2 separate regions of the Homo sapiens genome follow, and region 1 is linked to region 2. A link is a loop called in an ENCODE intact Hi-C map of the cell type or tissue named here. Cell type or tissue: CD4-positive, alpha-beta T cell. All regions are shown on one strand. Links, peaks and the distances in the headings refer to the core of each region. The heading gives the core; the rest is flanking DNA.

What was found. Hi-C counts contacts between places; a loop is a spot of excess contacts. Peaks named below come from ENCODE experiments on the same cell type or tissue, not always from the same donor. Only the 100,000 strongest peaks of a DNase experiment are listed, where the experiment ranks them.
Region 1: it touches region 2 in a loop (5-fold over the local background); 4 of 110 quality-filtered maps call a loop at or near these places.

What each region holds. Positions count from the first base shown.
Region 1 is chr22:42,309,643-42,317,964 of GRCh38, forward strand. It overlaps a transcript of TCF20 not described here. Among named protein-coding and RNA genes, the nearest start is that of TCF20, 43 kb to the left of the region's middle. RefSeq lists enhancers at 780-1,486, 3,399-4,228, 5,060-5,889. In CD4-positive, alpha-beta T cell, for the core only: a CTCF peak has its summit at 4,485 (motif pointing left); DNase peaks (open chromatin) are centred at 4,469 and 7,619; H3K4me3 peaks cover 253 bases; H3K27ac peaks cover 919 bases.
Region 2 is chr22:41,962,123-41,970,444 of GRCh38, forward strand. SEPTIN3 (septin 3) reads left to right here and starts at 7,321. Exons shown (of 12, transcript NM_001363845.2): 1 at 7,321-7,555. In CD4-positive, alpha-beta T cell, for the core only: a CTCF peak has its summit at 4,726; a DNase peak (open chromatin) is centred at 4,719.

The DNA of each region.
Region 1 (8,322 bases), core at 157-8,156, 350 kb after region 2:
CAGCAACGCCCCTGCAACTCCCCACTGCCTAGAAAACCTGTATTCTTCCTTCCAGTCTCAGCTCAGACTTCTTTCCTCTCAAAGTGCCTCTGGACTGCCCTGTCTGGCTTTTCATGTCAGCTGCCAGTCGTCACCTCTCTGAGCCTTGCTGTCCTCGTCTGCAGAATAGGGGTGACACCAGCACCTCACAGTGTTGTGGTGAGGATGAAGTAAGAAAAACACAAACTGCCTGGGAAGCTGCTTCTGTCATCATCGCCATGAGGATGCTCTGAGGTTGTGTCCAAGGCTAACTCCACACTGGCCCTAATCTTACCCCTTCCAGCCCTGTCTCTCCAGTGCCCTGCACAGGGCCTGGTGCCCAGGCACTGCTGAATCAGAGGGCAGAACAGCCAACTGCCCGGAGCGGCCATGAAGTTTTCCCAGAAAAGGTGGACTTTGAAGGATGTGTAGGAGTTTATAAAGGGGCAGATGAGGAGGAAAAAATGAGGAGCAAACTCTAGGCAGAGGGAATTGTTTCTGTTGGACCTTGCAGGCCTTAACTGCCTGCCACACTGAGGAGTTTACATTTCATCCCAGGGGCAGTAGGAAATGGAAAGTGTTTAATTAGGGCAATGACAATCATATGTTGGCACATTCATCTAACACTTGCTAAGGGCCTACTATGTGCCAGGTCCTGGGGATCTAGTGGAAACAAGATGGACAGTCCCTGGGGCTACGGAGCCCATGTCCCACTGGGGGAGACAGACAGTGAGAGACTCTCACAAATAACCCATTGATGCCAGCTCTCTGGGGGGTTGTGCGGGGGGGAGTAAGTGGTGCTAAGAGACTGTCGACAATAACAGGAATCCAGCCAGGGGGGCGCGTGGGCTCAGAGGAAGCAGTGTTTCAGCCAGGCTAGACGAGGAAGGCATGCAGAGAACTTTCCAGGCAGAGCCCTGAGGAGGAAAGGAGTATGGCTCGTGGAAGTGGCAGCCCGCATGGCTGGAATACAGTGGAGAGGACTGGCGTGGCAATGGAGTGCAAGGAGACAGGGCCTGTGGTGGACATGAGCAGGGTGGATTTTAGCCCCCAGGCAATGGGTGGCCAGGCCAGGAGCCTGAGTCTGGAAAGTTGCAAATTCCTGGACAGAGAGTGACAAGCCAGCCCCAACAGGTGGATCTGTGGTTTAAGGAGGCCACTCTGAGAGCCCAGGAGGGCCCCGCAGAGCCTGGGCCGCCCGCCTGCCCGCCCTCTTTTCTCCCCAGCAGAGCAGCGGCAGGCAGATTGATGAGGCGGAGGCTCAATCTGTCTTGAGTTTAGCTCAGCTTCTGGCTGCATCTTGGATGACACTGGCTCATCAATACCCAAGAAAATACGGCCTGGAGGGAGGAACACTTAGGAACCGTATGGCTGGCCCAAGGCTGGCCCGGTGGCATCCAGGGATTGCTCCCCTCAGAAGGTGCACACGAGTGCAGGAATCGGGGGACAGGGGGGTGGCCAGGCTCCCAAACTGCGGCTCACACACAGCCTGCCTCCCCTCAAGGACCTGCACGCCAGCCCTCCCACCTGCGGCAGGCTCTGGGCAGGGGTCCCTGCGGGGCTGGCGACTGGGACCTGCAGTCAGGGAGGCAGAAGGGGGCTGCCTAAGTGCTTCATCTCCTGGCACCAGGCCCAGGCCCAAGGCCTTTCCCAAGGGGACTGGGGGGAAGGGCAGGAGGGGCACTGAATGGTGTGTCATAGAGTAGGTACCCCCTGTGCCTCAGTTTCCTCATAAGAGAAACGAGGACATTTTTGCCTCAGGGTGGTGTGGGGATCAAATCAGCCTCTAGAAGTGATCACCTTTCCTAAAGGACAAAAGGCTGTGAGGATTGGGCCCTCTCTCAGCAGCTGCAAACCAGAGGGGCTGACCTTGGTGCCCTGCAGGGGCCACACCACCATCATACACCCATGTTGTGGACAGGAGCAAGGTGCAGTTGAAGGGTATGGACGGGAATCATGCAGACCCCAGGCCTGGCCCTCCCAGCTGGGAAACCTGCTAGCGGTGCCTCAGTCCCCTCCCCTGCAAAACGGGGATGAAAACATCCCAAGCCCAGGGCTGTAGGGCTGAAAAGAGCAAGAAAAGTGCAATCCCGGGCACCCTGCAGGCACACAGGAGCTGCCGCGTGTCCTCCCAACTCTGATTTCCCCGTCTCTTCCACAGACCCCTGCACCAGAGCCCTGCATAGTCAAGACAGCCCTGTTCTCCTAGGCACATAGGTTACCCAGAAGCTGGGACTTGAAAGGGTCTCCTTCCTAGAAGGGGTAGTGAGACTCTAGGGTTCTGCATTTTAGAAGAACTTAGGGCAACAGTTATGCCAAAGGAATGAATCACAAACGGTAAAACTTCTGCCAAAAGGCAACAGAGAAGGAGGAAGACATGGAGGATGGGGAAGGTTGCTCCTAGGACTTAGAAATCACCTTGCAGAGACAGGAAGTAGTGATAGGGTATGTACTATATGGCCAACATTACACCAGGTGCAGGAGCTACAGAAGAAGGGCACTCTCCAATGCCGAGAAGGTGCCATCATGGATGAGTGAATGAGTAAGCAGCTGTGGGGATTACAGCAGCAAGGACTCTGCCACTGCCCCTCCTGACTGGTCCCCCAGTAGTCAGCGGGCCACCTGCCTGGTACCAGGACAGCCCACACAGACATGGCCCTGCCTTGTCTAGACCAGCAGCTGCTGAGAATGAGATCCCCATGGGTGTAGCTGGTAGAATAAATGGGTTCCCTGGCTGGACTTGACCTTATTGAGGGGGTCTGATGGAGCCAGGCCAGGTGGGGCCCCAGGCCTCAGAGGAATATACAAAAGGAGCTATGGAGGCGGGCCTGGGGGAATGAGGGTTGGGGGAGCTTGGATTCTAGAATCCACACTACCCACAAAACCACTATGGGGATCAAAGCCCAAGGTGATGACCCACGTTCAGAGCCAGCTCTATTATCACCCATTCCCCAGGGTGTGGAGTGGGCTGTGGGGACAGACAGACCTGTTGCCGCCCTGGCCTGGCAATCCCATTGCTGTCAGGTCCCGGTCACCCCCCATCCCTGCTGAGCCTCAGGCTCCCCATCTGCAAGATGTGACTGGTCATCCCTTCATGAAGAGCCAGGAGCTGCAAGTCCCTGGAAGCTCATAGAGTATCTCCCTCCTCTCCCCATTGTCTGAGCCACAGGTGAAAGCATGGGGCCCCAATCTAGTGCCCTGCATGCCCAATGCCCAGGCCTCAAGGCCCACGTCTGCAGAGCCCAGGGGAAAGGTGCCTTGAGGACGAAGCTGGGTCCTGGGGAGCCAGCTCCAGTACTGGGGGTGGCTCACTGTTTCCTGTCCAGGAATGCTCAGGACAACCAGCTTCTTGCAATCTTCCCAGCTCAGGCTCCCCAGCCTGAGTCACACCATCACCATACTGTGGACCCTGGACAAGCCTCCGGACTTTTCTGGGCCTCACCTTCCCCACCTGGGAGTGCAGGTGCTAATGCCCACCTGTGGGCTGTGTCACACCATAGGCCAAGAGCTTCTTCAGTGCCTGGCACTCAGTAGGCCTGCAATAAATGGAGACAGCTGCTAGGATGCAGGCGAACCCCCTGGTGCACAGTAGGGTCTCAACCCAATCCCGCTGACCCCATAGCATGGACAAGGCGAGGTTCTCAAAGGCCTCTGAGAGCCAGAGGTGCCTAGACCTGCCTCGTGCAATACAGCATCCTCTCCACAAGTCAGGAAAGGCCCCTGCAGCTGCGAGCAGAGCCCTGCCCGCTGCACTCTCCCATTACCCTCTCAGCCTTCCTTCACATTGCTTCCTGCCTCACACCACCTCCTCCAGGGGGTGCCTCGATCATCTGCCAGAATGCAACTCACTTTCCTGTGGATACCTCTGGGGTTCTGTTAGGACCCTGGATGTCCCCAAGACACCTGAGGCTCACTGCAGCCTCAACAGAATTCTTTCTTTTTTTTTTTTTTTTTTTTGAGACAGAGTCTCGCTTTGTCGCCCCAGCTGGAGTGCAGGGGCACGATCTTGGCTCACTGCAACCTCCACCTCCTGTGTTCAAGCAGTTCTCCCGCCTCAGCCTCCCGAGTAGCTGGGATTACACAAGTGTGCCACCACGCCCAGCTCACTTTTGTATTTTTAGTAGAGACAGGGTTTCGCCAAGCTGGCCAGGCTGGTCTCAAACTCCTGACTTCAAGTGATCTGCCCGCCTCGGCCTCCCAAAGTGCTGAGGTTAGAGGCGTGAGTCACCGCGCCGGGCCAACAGAATTCCCCGCCTCAGGGAACACCTTTGCCCCGGCTGTTCCCGCTGCCTGGAATGCTCTTTCCCAAGATCTGTGCGTGACTGCCTCCTTCCTGTCCTTCCCTTCTCAGTGCAACGGCAGGTGCTCTGTCTGCTGTGTTCAGAGCTGTGACCTTTGTGCCTACATAGCGCCTGCAACAAGGCAGATACAGGCTCAGCAGGGAGCCCCGTTCCTGAGGCTGGGGCTGCCCTATAGGGGCCCCTTGTGGCCACTCCAGGGCAGAGAGAAGACATCTCCGCTAACCCAAGGACCTGAAGATAAACTTGGAGGTGATGTGGTGCATGTCTGGAACTGGCCAGAATCCGTCTCTTCCGGATGTGTGCTCTGGGGCAGATGCCTAATGCGAATCGCTTCTGTCATCAGGACACCTGGGGGCTTGACACGGACCAGCTGCCGCTGCCGGGGGACAGGCTGCCAGAGCGCCGATGGGCTCTCAGCGAAATTGATGGCCATTGTCAGAAAATGATTTCCCCATGGCCACATCGCAGGCCCTCGGAGGAGCTTGAATCCCAGGCATCGATGCCTCCTGCGGCAGGCGGGCAGGCGGCCAGGCATGTGGGCAGGCAGCCCACACCTGACCCAGCTGCTTCCCAGAGCCGGGGAGCTAGCAATTACCAGGCGGGAAGAGGAACCCGCAGGTCCTGCACCCAGGAGGCCCAAGCCAAGGGCTGAGGGCTAGCAGGGAGCCCGCCTCTCCCAGGGAGAACAGGGGGTCCTGCCCTGCACCCCTCCTGTCTGCTCTGTGCCCACAAGCCCAGTGCTGACTGGCACAGTGCAAGCACCCGGTGGATGTCTGCTGAATGAAGGAAGGAAGAATGAACTCTAGAAACTTCAGAGAGGATTCTGGAGCAGCATCTGGAGAGGGGATTCAACAACAATAAAGAGGGCAGGGGCACGAAAACCTGGGCTCCAGAACCCCTCCCTCCAGCCCCGACCCAGGGAGGAGGGGAGCGGCTGAATGAGGGGAGGTGGCAGAGCGGAAGGCCCTCACAGCCCAGCCTCCTGGCCCAAAGTCTTCAGCTCACACCACAGCAGGATGTTTTTGTTTTAAACTGGCTGTGCCTCCTTTAAAAGTAAGAGGTGGCAGGAAATTGGATCTGATGACACAAAGCCAGTTTTCACACAATTTTTCAGAAACCTGGAATCAAGGAATGGTCTGAGGAGACCCAAGCAGGGAGGGGGCAGACAGGAGGCTGTGGACACCTCTAGAGATTTCCCCAGGGCAGTCCTGACAGGGGAGGTTCTGGAACAGTTCAGTCTGTCAGCAATCACCAGCCACCTAATGGGGGCCTGAAGCAATGAAAAGTGGGAGAAGCCAGTGGGAGCCCCAGGGTGCTCACACACCATGCTGGGGGTGCAGGAGAGGCACCACAGTGGGCTCCATCTGGGGTCCTCATGGCAGGTGGGCTGCAGGTGAGGACAGGCTCAGAGAGGAAGGACTCTCTGAAGGACAGGCAGCTTGAAGCTGGGGTATCCAGGCCAGGCACACAGGGTAAGAGAGGAAAGGAGGGCAGCCCAGGCAGGTGGAATGGGCTGGACATAGGCAGGAAGAGCAACATCCACTCCCTTGCCTATTCACTCAACAAACTTTCACTGGTTCTACCTCTGGGCAAAGTCCTGGGCTGGCCATGGGGCCAACACTGAGTGAGACTTCCTCACTGAAGCTGGTGGCTTCAGGAAGGTGTGGACAGTGCCATGAATGAGGGAAGCCTAGGGGGCCAGAGAGGGGGGCACATAAGACATCTACCATCCTGGGACAGGGCTGGTCAGAGAGGACTACCCAGAGGAGGCATCATTAGAGTGGCAGATGAACCAGAGGTAGCCCCAGGTGGAGGAGACAAGAAAGGCATCCAGGCAGAGGGAACAGCAGGAGTAAAGATATAAAGACAAGGCTGGGCGTGGTGGCTCACGCCTGTAATCCCAGCACTTTGGGAGGCCGAGGTGGGTGGATCACTTGAGGTCAGGAGTTTGAGACCATCCTGGCCAACATGGTGAAATCCCGTCTCTATTAAAAATACAAAAAATTAGCTGGGCGTGGTGGTGCATGCCTGTAATCCAGGTTACTCGTTGTCAGGAGAATCGCTTGAACCCAGGAGGCGGAGGTTGCAGTGAGCTGAGATCGCGCCACTGCACTCCAGTCTGAGTGACAGAACAAGACTCTGTCTCAAAAAAAAAAAAAAAAAAAAAAAGATTTAAAGACAAGAGGCCACATCAAGGCAGGATTTGGACTTTATCCGAGCACCAGGGAGCCCTGGCAGCTTCCAAGGAAGAAGGGACCCAGGCAGGTTTGCAGGCTAGGAAAGTCACCAGGCACAAATGGAATAAAGACTGCAAAGTGCCTGCAGGCTTCCAGGGCCAGAGTGGTGATGAGAAGATGCTCCCAAACGCTGACCCTGTGAAAATGTGACACCCAAAAGAGCACTAGCATGGGAGTCTCTGCTCAGTTCAGTCCCCTGGGCCTTCCCTGCACCCATGCAGCAGGGGCACACCACACATACTCAAGGAGACAGACTGGCCCACAAGTTAATCTGTCAGAGCCTGGAGGGTCAGAGAAGGGCGAGGTGGGCAGAGGCTCCTCCTCCACCTGCCAGGTTCAAGCGATTCGCCTGTCTCAGCCTCCTGAGCAGCTGGGACTACAGGCATGCGCCACCACGCCCGGCTGATTTTTGTATTTTTAGTAGAGACGGGGTTTCACCATGTTGGCCAGGCTGGTCCTGAACTTGACTTCAAGTGATCCGCCTTCCTCGGCCTCCCAAAGTGCTAGGATTACACGCGTGAGCCACTGCGCCCTGCTGGCCCACCTTTTCTTGCTGAAGCCAGGATCCGAACACATCACTTCCCTGCTCAAGGGCCATCGATAGCTCCCACCACCTCCTGGATCACAGTCAAACTCTTTGGCCTCCAGCCCCTCTGAAGCTGACACTGGCAGAACTTTCTGGTCTCATCTCCACCACTTCACTCCAGCCAAGCGTCGCCCTTTCCCCAAGTGCCAGGCGTCTTTTCCCGTCTGTGCCCACTGCTTTTCTCTTCCTGGAATGCCCTTCCTTACCCCTTTGCTGCCAAGTGGACTCTGGCATGGCCGTAAGGCATCTTCAATGGTCCCATGTCCTCAACACTCTTCCCAGACACCCCAAATCCCCCAAAGAGCACTGGCAACACTATCCGTCTGCCTCCCCTGCAGACTGAGCGCTCTGTGTGCTTGGCCACGTCTGACTCACCCCACCTTCCCCGCCCGCCCTCACTCGGCACACCCTCAACATTTGCTGAAATGAATAAATTATCTCATTTAGCCACAGAGCACTCCCAGCTTGAATGTCGGAGGTTCAGCCAAGAGCCCTAGCGTGGAAATCACCACACTGAAGGTGGCAATATTTCACCTCGCCCAGAAATTTACTGCAAGTTCTCAAGTCTCCCTAGAGTGCGTGTTTATGTGTGTGGTGGGGAAGGAGGGGCGGCGCTGGGTGACGGAGCTTCGATTTAAACACAGATGACGGAAAATCTCCTTTTCCTCCCACTATGTCTGGCCCACCAAGCCCACCTAGGCCCTTCCCCAGTGTCACCTCATTACCCACTCACTACCTGGTACATGGGCAAAGAAAAATACCCCCATCTCACCAAGGTGGAAACTGAGGCTCGGAGAGGCCAAGTGACTGGCCCAAGGCAGCACCCTCAGAGGAGGGCTCTGCTCCTGCATTCCCGCTGGGGGCTGGGGGGGAAAGGGGTGTAGACTCAGCCGCAGGACAGCGGGAGGGTGGGGGTTCTGTGGGCCTTTCCCACGGTCCAGCAGTGGGGAGGGTGGAAGAAGGGAGCCGAGGTGGGCACAGGGCGATCCCTCCCTCACAACGCTACAGAGAAAAATGGCAGGCAGCCAGCAGGGCCCAATTAGGTAGCCAGCTTCAAAGGCACCCATGAGCCAGTAAGAGCCAGATCCCACTCGAGCCCAGGCGGGGCACCCTCCTGGCTGCCTGCCGTGCATGCCTGTCCATCCCCTGGCAGCCCCATTGGCCACACTCCCAGAGCCCT
Region 2 (8,322 bases), core at 152-8,151:
GGAGCGATTCGAGGTCAAGACCTGATAATAGTTAATCCTATAAAACCATTGATTTAAATTGCACATCCTTGGGCAAGTTTCCTGAGCTCTCAGAAACACAACCAAACATTTTTGTGTCAGGCACTGAGAATCACAGATGATTAAAGCTCAAAAAAATGTCCCCTGCCAGTGTCTGGCATTGTGCTCAGCTCCTGTCAGGTTCTCCGTATAGCCCTGTTCATTTCTTTTTTTTTTTTTTCTTTTTTCTTTTCCTTTTTTTTTTTTTTTTTTTTTTGAGACAGAGTCTCGCTCTGTCGCCAGGCTGGAGTGCAGTGGTGCGATCTTGGCTCACTGCAACCTCCGCCTCCCAGGTTGGAGCAATTTTCCTGCCTCAGCCTCCCGAGTAGCTGGGACTACGCACCACCACACCCAGCTAATTTTTGCATTTTTAGTAGAGAGAGGGTTTCACCATGTTGGCCAGGATGGTCTCGATCTCTTGACCTCGTGATCTGCCCACCTCGGCTTCCTAAAGTGCTGGGATTACAGGCATGAGCCACTGTGCCCATCCAAGCCCTGTTCATTTTCATATCACTCCTGCCCTACCTCCCTCACCGGGTGATGGCAAATGTCAGAGATAGTGGGGAAGAAAGCACTGTATAAACGCCATGTATCACATAGCTATCCTCTTTTTTTTTTTTTTTTGAGATGGAGTCTTGCTCTGTCACCAGGCTGGAGTGCAGTGGCACAGTCTTGGCTCACTGCAACCTCTGCCTCCTGGGTTCAAGCGATTCTCCTGCCTCAGCCTCCCAAATAGCTGGGATTATGGGCATGCGCCACCATGCCCAGCTAATTTTGTATTTTTAGTGGAGATGGGGGTTTCACCATGTTGGCCAGGCTGGTCTTGAACCCTTGACCTCGTGATCTGCCCGCCTCGGCCTCCCAACGTGCTGGGATTACAGGCATGAGCCACTGCGCCCGGCCCACAGCTATCCTCTTGAACTCTACAGAGGCATGTCACATACCTAGGCCTGGCACCAAGAATGTAATGGAAAAGAGGATGTCCCTGCATCAGAAGAGCTCACAAACTGGGGTTACAGAAGTATAAACAGACAAACTATTATTATTAGTAGTAGTATTTTTTGAGAGGGAGTGTTACTCTGTTGCCCAGGCTGGAGTGCAGTGGTGTGATCTCAGCTTACTGCAACCTCCGCCTCCCAGGTTCAAGCGATCCTCCTGCCTCAGCCTCCCGTGTCTGGGACTACAGGTGCGCGTCACCATGCCAGGGTAATTTTTGTATTTTTAGTAGAGACTGGGTTTTGTCATGTTGGTCAGGCTGGTCTCGAACTCCTGACCTCAAGTGATCCGCCCACCTTGGCCTCCCAAAGTAGTGGGATTACATTGTGCCTGGCCAACAGACAAATTATAAAACTGTACCTGCAGCAAGAGAAGTATGTGTGCAGAACTGGAAACGGAACCGAAGAAGTGCCTAGTTTTTGGGGAAGGGGGTTGTCAAGGAAGGCTTCCCGGAGGACATGACTATTAATCTGGGTTCTGGAGGTGGAATAAGAGTTTTCCCTGCAAAGGGAAAGAAGGCTGCAAGTGTTAAGCCATGGACTCTGGAGAGAACCTAGTCCTTTTTGAGGACTGTGAGTGGTGTGGCCAAAAGACAGAATGCAAGTGAGCCAGTGGCAGGAGGGCAGGCGGATTAAGCAACCAGAAAGTGGCTTTTCAAGGAAGGCTTAGACCCAGACTGAGAACCCGATGACCTTCCTATTACCACCTACTCGAGGAAGCCTTCCCTGGCCCCCCCAGCAGCTTTCCCCATTACAATGCTAATCTTGTGTTGCGATTTTGTTCACGTCAGTGGGGAGCAGTGACCACATCTTCTCATCTTGGCTTGCAGCCTTACTGGCACTGGTCAGGGCCTCCTTAAAAGCTTGCTTGTTGCAAGAATGGGGCTAGTTTCTTTGGAAGTCCTGCCAGGAGTTGCCTGTTTGCTTAGAAACCAAGATTTCAGAAAGGCTTGGAGGTTTCCTGGGCATCAAGCTGTGTGCAGATTTTTAAAATGCTTTGAGAGGTTTTGCAGAGTCCTGGGAGCTTTCCCAACATCTGAGAGCTGTCAGGATGGGGAAGGGCAGGTGTGTCAGGGTTCGGCCCAGAACAGGAGGACAGGAGGCGGGAATGTACAGGGTCCCTGAGTAAGAATGGCTGCAATGTTCGGATTCCAGCCCTGGAGGGTGGCACAGGCTCCTCATTGTTCCGCCCCCTCAGTTCTTCACACTGGCTGAGAAGGAAGGGCTCGGGAAGGCTGAGAGACCAGCTTTGGGAGAAGGGCAAAGACTGCAGGCTCCCTCAAAAGACTATCACAGTCTCAGTCAACCACCCTTACAGAGAACCCCTGGCAGGCAGAGCTTTTTTCTCCCTCCCTCATAAGGTATGACGGGCTCAGTATTTGGAGCCTGGAGACCTAGGTGTCCAGCTACTGATTCACTGTGTGAACCTTGGCAGGTCCATTTCCCTCTATTTCTGCAGCTGTAAACAGCTGGAACTGATGAGAAAGTCAGAGGAAATCATGGAAGATACATAAAAAAGGAAATCAGAGTGCCAAGGCAACAATTTGAATGGCTAACATGGACTGAGCTCATGGACTAGCAATTGCCCATTGCATTTGTTTGTTTGTTTGTTTTGAGGCAGAGTTTTGCTCTTTCGCCTGGACTGGAGTGAAGTGGTGTGATCTCGGCTCATTGCAACCTCTGCTCCTTGGGTTCAAGTGATTCTCCTGCCTCAGCCTCCCAAGTAGCTGCGATCATAGGCGCCCGCCACCAGGCCCAGCTAATTTTTGTATTTTTAGTTGAGATGGGGTTTTGCCATGTTGGCTAGGCTGGTCTTGAACTCCTGACCTCAGGTGATCTGCCTGCCTCAGCCTCCCAAAGTCCTGGGATTACAGGTGTGAGCCACCGCGCCTGGCCCCCATTGCTTTTTTTTTTTTTTTTTTTTTGTGAGACAGAGTTTCGCTCTTGTTGCCCAGCTGGAGTGCAATGGTGTGATCTCGGCTCACTGCAACCTTTGCCTCCCGGGTTTGAACGATTCTCCTGCCTCAGCCTCCCAAAGTAGCTGGGATTACAGGCACGCGCCACCACACCCAGCTAAGTTTTTTGTATTTTTAGTAGAGACAGGGTTTCACCATGTTGGCCAGGCTTGTCTTGAACTCCTGACCTCGTGATCCGTCCGCCTAGGCCTCCCAAAGTGCTGGGATTATAGGCTTGAGCCACCGCGCCCGGCCCCCCATTGCATTCTTATGGCAACCATGCAAGTGGGTCCTCACTGCTGTTCACCAAAGGTTTCTGACTCTCCAGCTATCAGCACACGGTAGGATTAAACTTCCCTGCCTCCTTGTGATGGGTGGGGCCATAAGACTAGTTCTGGCCAATTAGTTGTAATTAGAAGTGAGTACAGGCCGAATGGCTGATGGACTAATGGCTAGTCCACAATTTGTCACTCCCTCCTTCCCTCTGCCACATGACTAGCAATGCACTAGAAGGCAGCCTGGGTCCCAGAGGGAAGAGGGCACAGAGCAGAGCCTTAGTGGACCCAAATTACTGTGGACATGAGACATGGATGAGAAATCAATGTATCATTGCGGCCAGGTGTGGTGGCTCAGGCCTATAATCCCAGTACTTTGGGAGGCTGAAGTAGGAGGATCGCTTGAGGCCAGGGGTTTTAGACCAGCCTGGGCAACATGGCAAAACCCTGTCTCTACAAAAATTAGAAAAATTAGGCTGGACGCAGCTCACGCCTGTAATCCCAGCACTTTGGGAGGCTGAGAAGGGTGGATCACTTGAGGTCAGAAGTTTGAGACCAGCCTAATCAACATGGTGAAACCCTGCCTCTACTAAAAATACAAAATTAGTTGGGTGTGGTGGCACACACCTGTAATCCCAGCTACTTAGGACGCTAAGGCAGGAGAATTGCTTGAAACTGGGAGGCAGAGTTTGCAGTGAGCTGAGATCATGCCATTGCACTCCATCCTGGGCAATAAGAGCAAAACTCCATCTCAAGAAAAAAAAAAAGAAGAAATATTAGCTGGGCGTGGTGGCACATGCCTGTAGTCCCAGCTACTCAGGAGGCTGAGGTGGGAGGATCACCTGAGCCTGGGTAGGTCGAGGCTACAGTGAGCTGTGATAGTGCCACTGCGCTCCAGCTTGGGCAACAGAGTGAGACCCTGTCTCAAAAAAAAAAAAAAAAAAAAAAATCAGCATGTTGTTATCAGCCACTGGGATTTGGGAATGGTTGTTACTGCAGCATAATTTAACTCATTCTGACTGATATAATCTCCATTTTACAGATGAGAGGGGAGCTCAGGGGGATTGACTTGTTTGAAAATCACATAGTTGTAACAAACCCAGGCTTGAAGGACTCCAGAGCCTATGACACTTGTCTGGGAGGCCACCACAATGGTTTTGTGGTTGAGTGGAGGCCTCTGTTCTCTGAGGCCACTTCCAGGCCTATGGATCTTTCCTTTGATGGGAAAGCACCATATGTATAGATAGGAGAGGGCCATTGTCACTTTGGGCCCCTAGAGGGCAGCTGAAACTTGGCCTGTAATTACTGGGCAGGAAGTGTCCTCTAAGCCTCTAAGCAGGGCAGATGGGCAGGAGGATGCGGAGATGAACATGACTCAGGCCTTGCTCTCAAGGCCCTAACAGCCTGGCAGGGAGCGAGATGGAGGAATTGTAGATCTTGAAGTAGAAGAGACCGACCACATGAGGGCATCTGATCCCTATTTTAAAAGGCAACTGAGTCCCAGAAGCACAAGTTAATCTGATAGACGTTGCCTGGTGAATCGTTGGCCAAAGTGGGGAGAGAACCCAGGGCCACTGATTTCAGCCCAAGGCTGCTTATCTCACAGAGATCATGTAATCCAATGGGGCTGGGCCCAGGAAAGTCTCCCTTGCTCCAATCCGTCCAGGCAGAGCTGTGCCTCTCCTTCCCAGCACCCTCTGTTCTTCCTTAAGTCAGGCCAGTTCTCAGGGCCTCAAAGCATGGAAGCGCCAGATAGCTGCCCTCCCCCATCCACTGGGATCCCAGCACGTTGCCCTGGTAACCAGAGCCCAGCCAAGTTTGAGAACCTAAAGCTGTAAGGGGAGAGAAAGGATAAGAAGAGGGATAGGGGCTGGGCACGGTGGCTCATGCCTGTAATCCCAGCACTTTGGGAGGCCGAGGCAGGCGGATCACAAGGACAGGAGATCAAGACCATCCTGGCTAACACTGCGAAACCCCATCTCTACTAAAAATACAAAAAATTTAGGTGGGCGTGGTGGCGGGTGCTTGTAGTCCCAGCTACTCGGGAGGCTGAGGCAGGAGAATGGTGTGATGGTGTGAACCCGAGAGGCGGAGCTTGCAGTGAGTCGAGATGGCGTCACTGCACTCCAGCCTGGGTGACAGAGCGAGACTCTGTCTCAAAAAAAAAAAAAAAAAAAGAAGAGGGATGGGTGCTAGGCCCACACAATCACCATTCAATCATTCATTCATTCATTATTTCTTTCTAAAGAAATTTACCGGTTGGGCACGGTGGCTCATGCATGTAATCTCAGCACTTTGGGAGGCTGAGGCAGATGCATTACTTGAGGTCAGAAGTTTGAGACCAGCCTGGCCAACATGGTGAAACCCCGTCTCTACTAAAAATACAAAAATTAGCCAGGCGTGGTGGCACACACCTGTAATCCCAGCTACTTGGGAGGCTGAGGCAGGAGAATCCTGAGGCTTGAACCCGGGAGGCGGAGTTGCAGTGAGCTGAGATCCCGCCACTGCAGTCCAGCCTGGGTGACAGAGTGAGACTCTCAAGAAAAAGAAACTTACTGAAGCCAATTTTTGCCAGACCCTGGGGCCCAGAGAAGAAGATCCAGGACCTTCATAACTGAGCTTTCCACCCAGGCATGGTGGCTCACGACCGTAATCCCAGCACTTTGGGAGGTGGAGGTAGGAGTATTGCTTGAGCTCAGAAGTTCGAGACCAGCCTGAGCTACATAGGGAGACCCCCGTCTCTACAAAAAATAAAAACTTAGCTGGGCGTGGTGGTGCATGCCTGTGGTCCCAGCTACTCTGGAGGCAGAAGTGGGAGGATCACTTGTGCCCAAGAGGCTGCAGTGAGCCATGATGGCGCCACTGTCTTCCAGCCTGGGCGACAGAGTGAAACCCTGTTCAAAAAAACTAATAACAACAACAGCAACAACAAACGAAACAGAGCTGAGCTAATATGGTAGCCACAGATTAAAATAAACTAAAAAATCCAGTTCCTTGGTCACTGTAGACACATTTTAAGTGATCGGTAGCCATCTGTGGCTAGTGGCTACTGTACTGGACAGCACAGACATAGAACATTTCCATTATCACTGAAAGTTGTATTGCCCAGCGCAGCTCCAGAAGCTCACTCGCTAAAGAGAGAGACACACAGGAGAGCAGACCAGACAACACAGTGTTGTGTGGGCTGCAATGTCCTCCTCGGTAAAAAGCAGGTGATGAGGCGGAGATTAAAGGAGATGCCAGGAGAATGCTTAGCCTAGTTCCTGACTCAGGGTGAGTGCTCGGAGGACATCTGCCATCACCGTACAGGACAGTACTATAGGATCTGTTTACATACCTATCTTCCTAGCAGACTGTGAGCTCCGCCCAGCCCTGGCATGGTGCCGGGCACAGAGCAAGTGCTCAGGAAATAGTAGCTGTTATCAGCACCATTGTTATTATCACCACTGCTATGACAGAGGCAGCCGAGGGCTGTGGGAACACAGAAGAGGGCTCCCATCCCAGCCCCAGGGCCAGGGGCTGCTGAGAGTCGGCATTGCCAGAGCCAGGCTGGGTGGCTTTGTGGTCCCCTCAGGGGCAGGCCTAGGGCGGGGTCCTCTTCACACCCTTAGGGTCTGGGTACAGGGTCCAGCTGGAGCAAGCTGGGGCTCAGGGAATAGTTGTGGAAGGAGCTCTAGCCTCCAGGAACTCCAGCCCCCTTGAGGAAAGACCAGGTGAGTGGGCAAGATGGTCTGAGGGTTGCAGAGCTGAACAGGGCATGAAGGGCACAGAGGCAGAGCCAGAGGGAGACTCGCGCTGGGACTACCAGAGTGCAGCCATATTTGGAGTACCCCTGTTTTTACTGCAGACTCCCCAGGCATCAAAGTCTGTGGGAGACAGAGCAGATTTGGGGAGGGCAGGCTGCAGGGAACCTCCCTGCAGGTGGCCGTGAGTGCCAGCCTGGCCGTTACCAGCCTCCCATGGCTCTTCAGGATTCCAGAGGCTCAGAGCAGCCATTCACAGCCGCCCACTCCTAGGAAGCCAGCCCCTCCCTGCACCAGAGCCCAGCCCAGCACGGTCTCCGGGGATGTAGCTGGTGGGACAGTGAGCAGAGGGCTGGGCCCTGTGCCTGGGGACTGTGGCCTGGAGGCTGAGCAGGAGCTGAGGAGGGGACCAGAGGGACAAGGCCCCTAAGCTGGCCACCATGGCCAGACTCTGAGTGCAGGGGAGGTGAGGGGCCTGCGTGTGCCTTATCTTCCCAGACACACTGGATCCTTCTTGTCCTCTGATCAAGGTAGGTGTGTAGGGGGGTGGAAGGGTGTGGGGGTTTGTGGGGGTGGGAGGGTGGTGGGGGTGGGGTGGGGAAGGACCAAGCAATCCATGGAAGATGGGAGTGCAGTGAGGGGATGGGGAGTCGGGTGATGCCCTCGGACACCCTGTCCTCTGGCCTGCTCTGTGTGTGGGTGTGCACACTGAGGGGAGCTGTTTGTGGCTAAGTGCAGGGTAAACGTGTGTGCCCAAGTGGATGTGGCTGTGCAGGAGGGGGCAGAAGTTCAGGGCTGCAGTGATAGGCCAGGTGGGAAAGGGTTGGAGGCCAGGACAGTCTTGGATACAAATATATGGCTGGAGAGGGATGAGGGGCTGGGGGCACCATTGTGAGGGGTGATGCCTTCCCTGTCCGGTGCCCTGCCTTCCCCGTCCCTGCTGCAGACCTCAAGGACCTGGCTACATGATCACTCCCCTCCCCATGAGCCCTCTGGAACTGACTCCTCCCACCAGCCCTGGCCTTGTCCCCCAGCTGCAGGTCCCAGCCTGCTGTGTTAAAAGCAACCAAACCAACTTTTTTCTAGAGGGTGAGTTACTTGGAGTCCAGAGTAGCAGGGAGTGGCCCATCTACTAAGACCACAGCCAGAGTCCTGAGCTTCATCCTCGACACCTCTTTGTGCCCACTCCCTACCCTGGGCAGTCCCGCCACTTCTACCCCTGTGCAATGCAGCCTCCTCCAGCCCCAGCCCTAGCTCTGCCCCTTGCACAGCCCACGGAGCAGAGAGTTTCAACTAT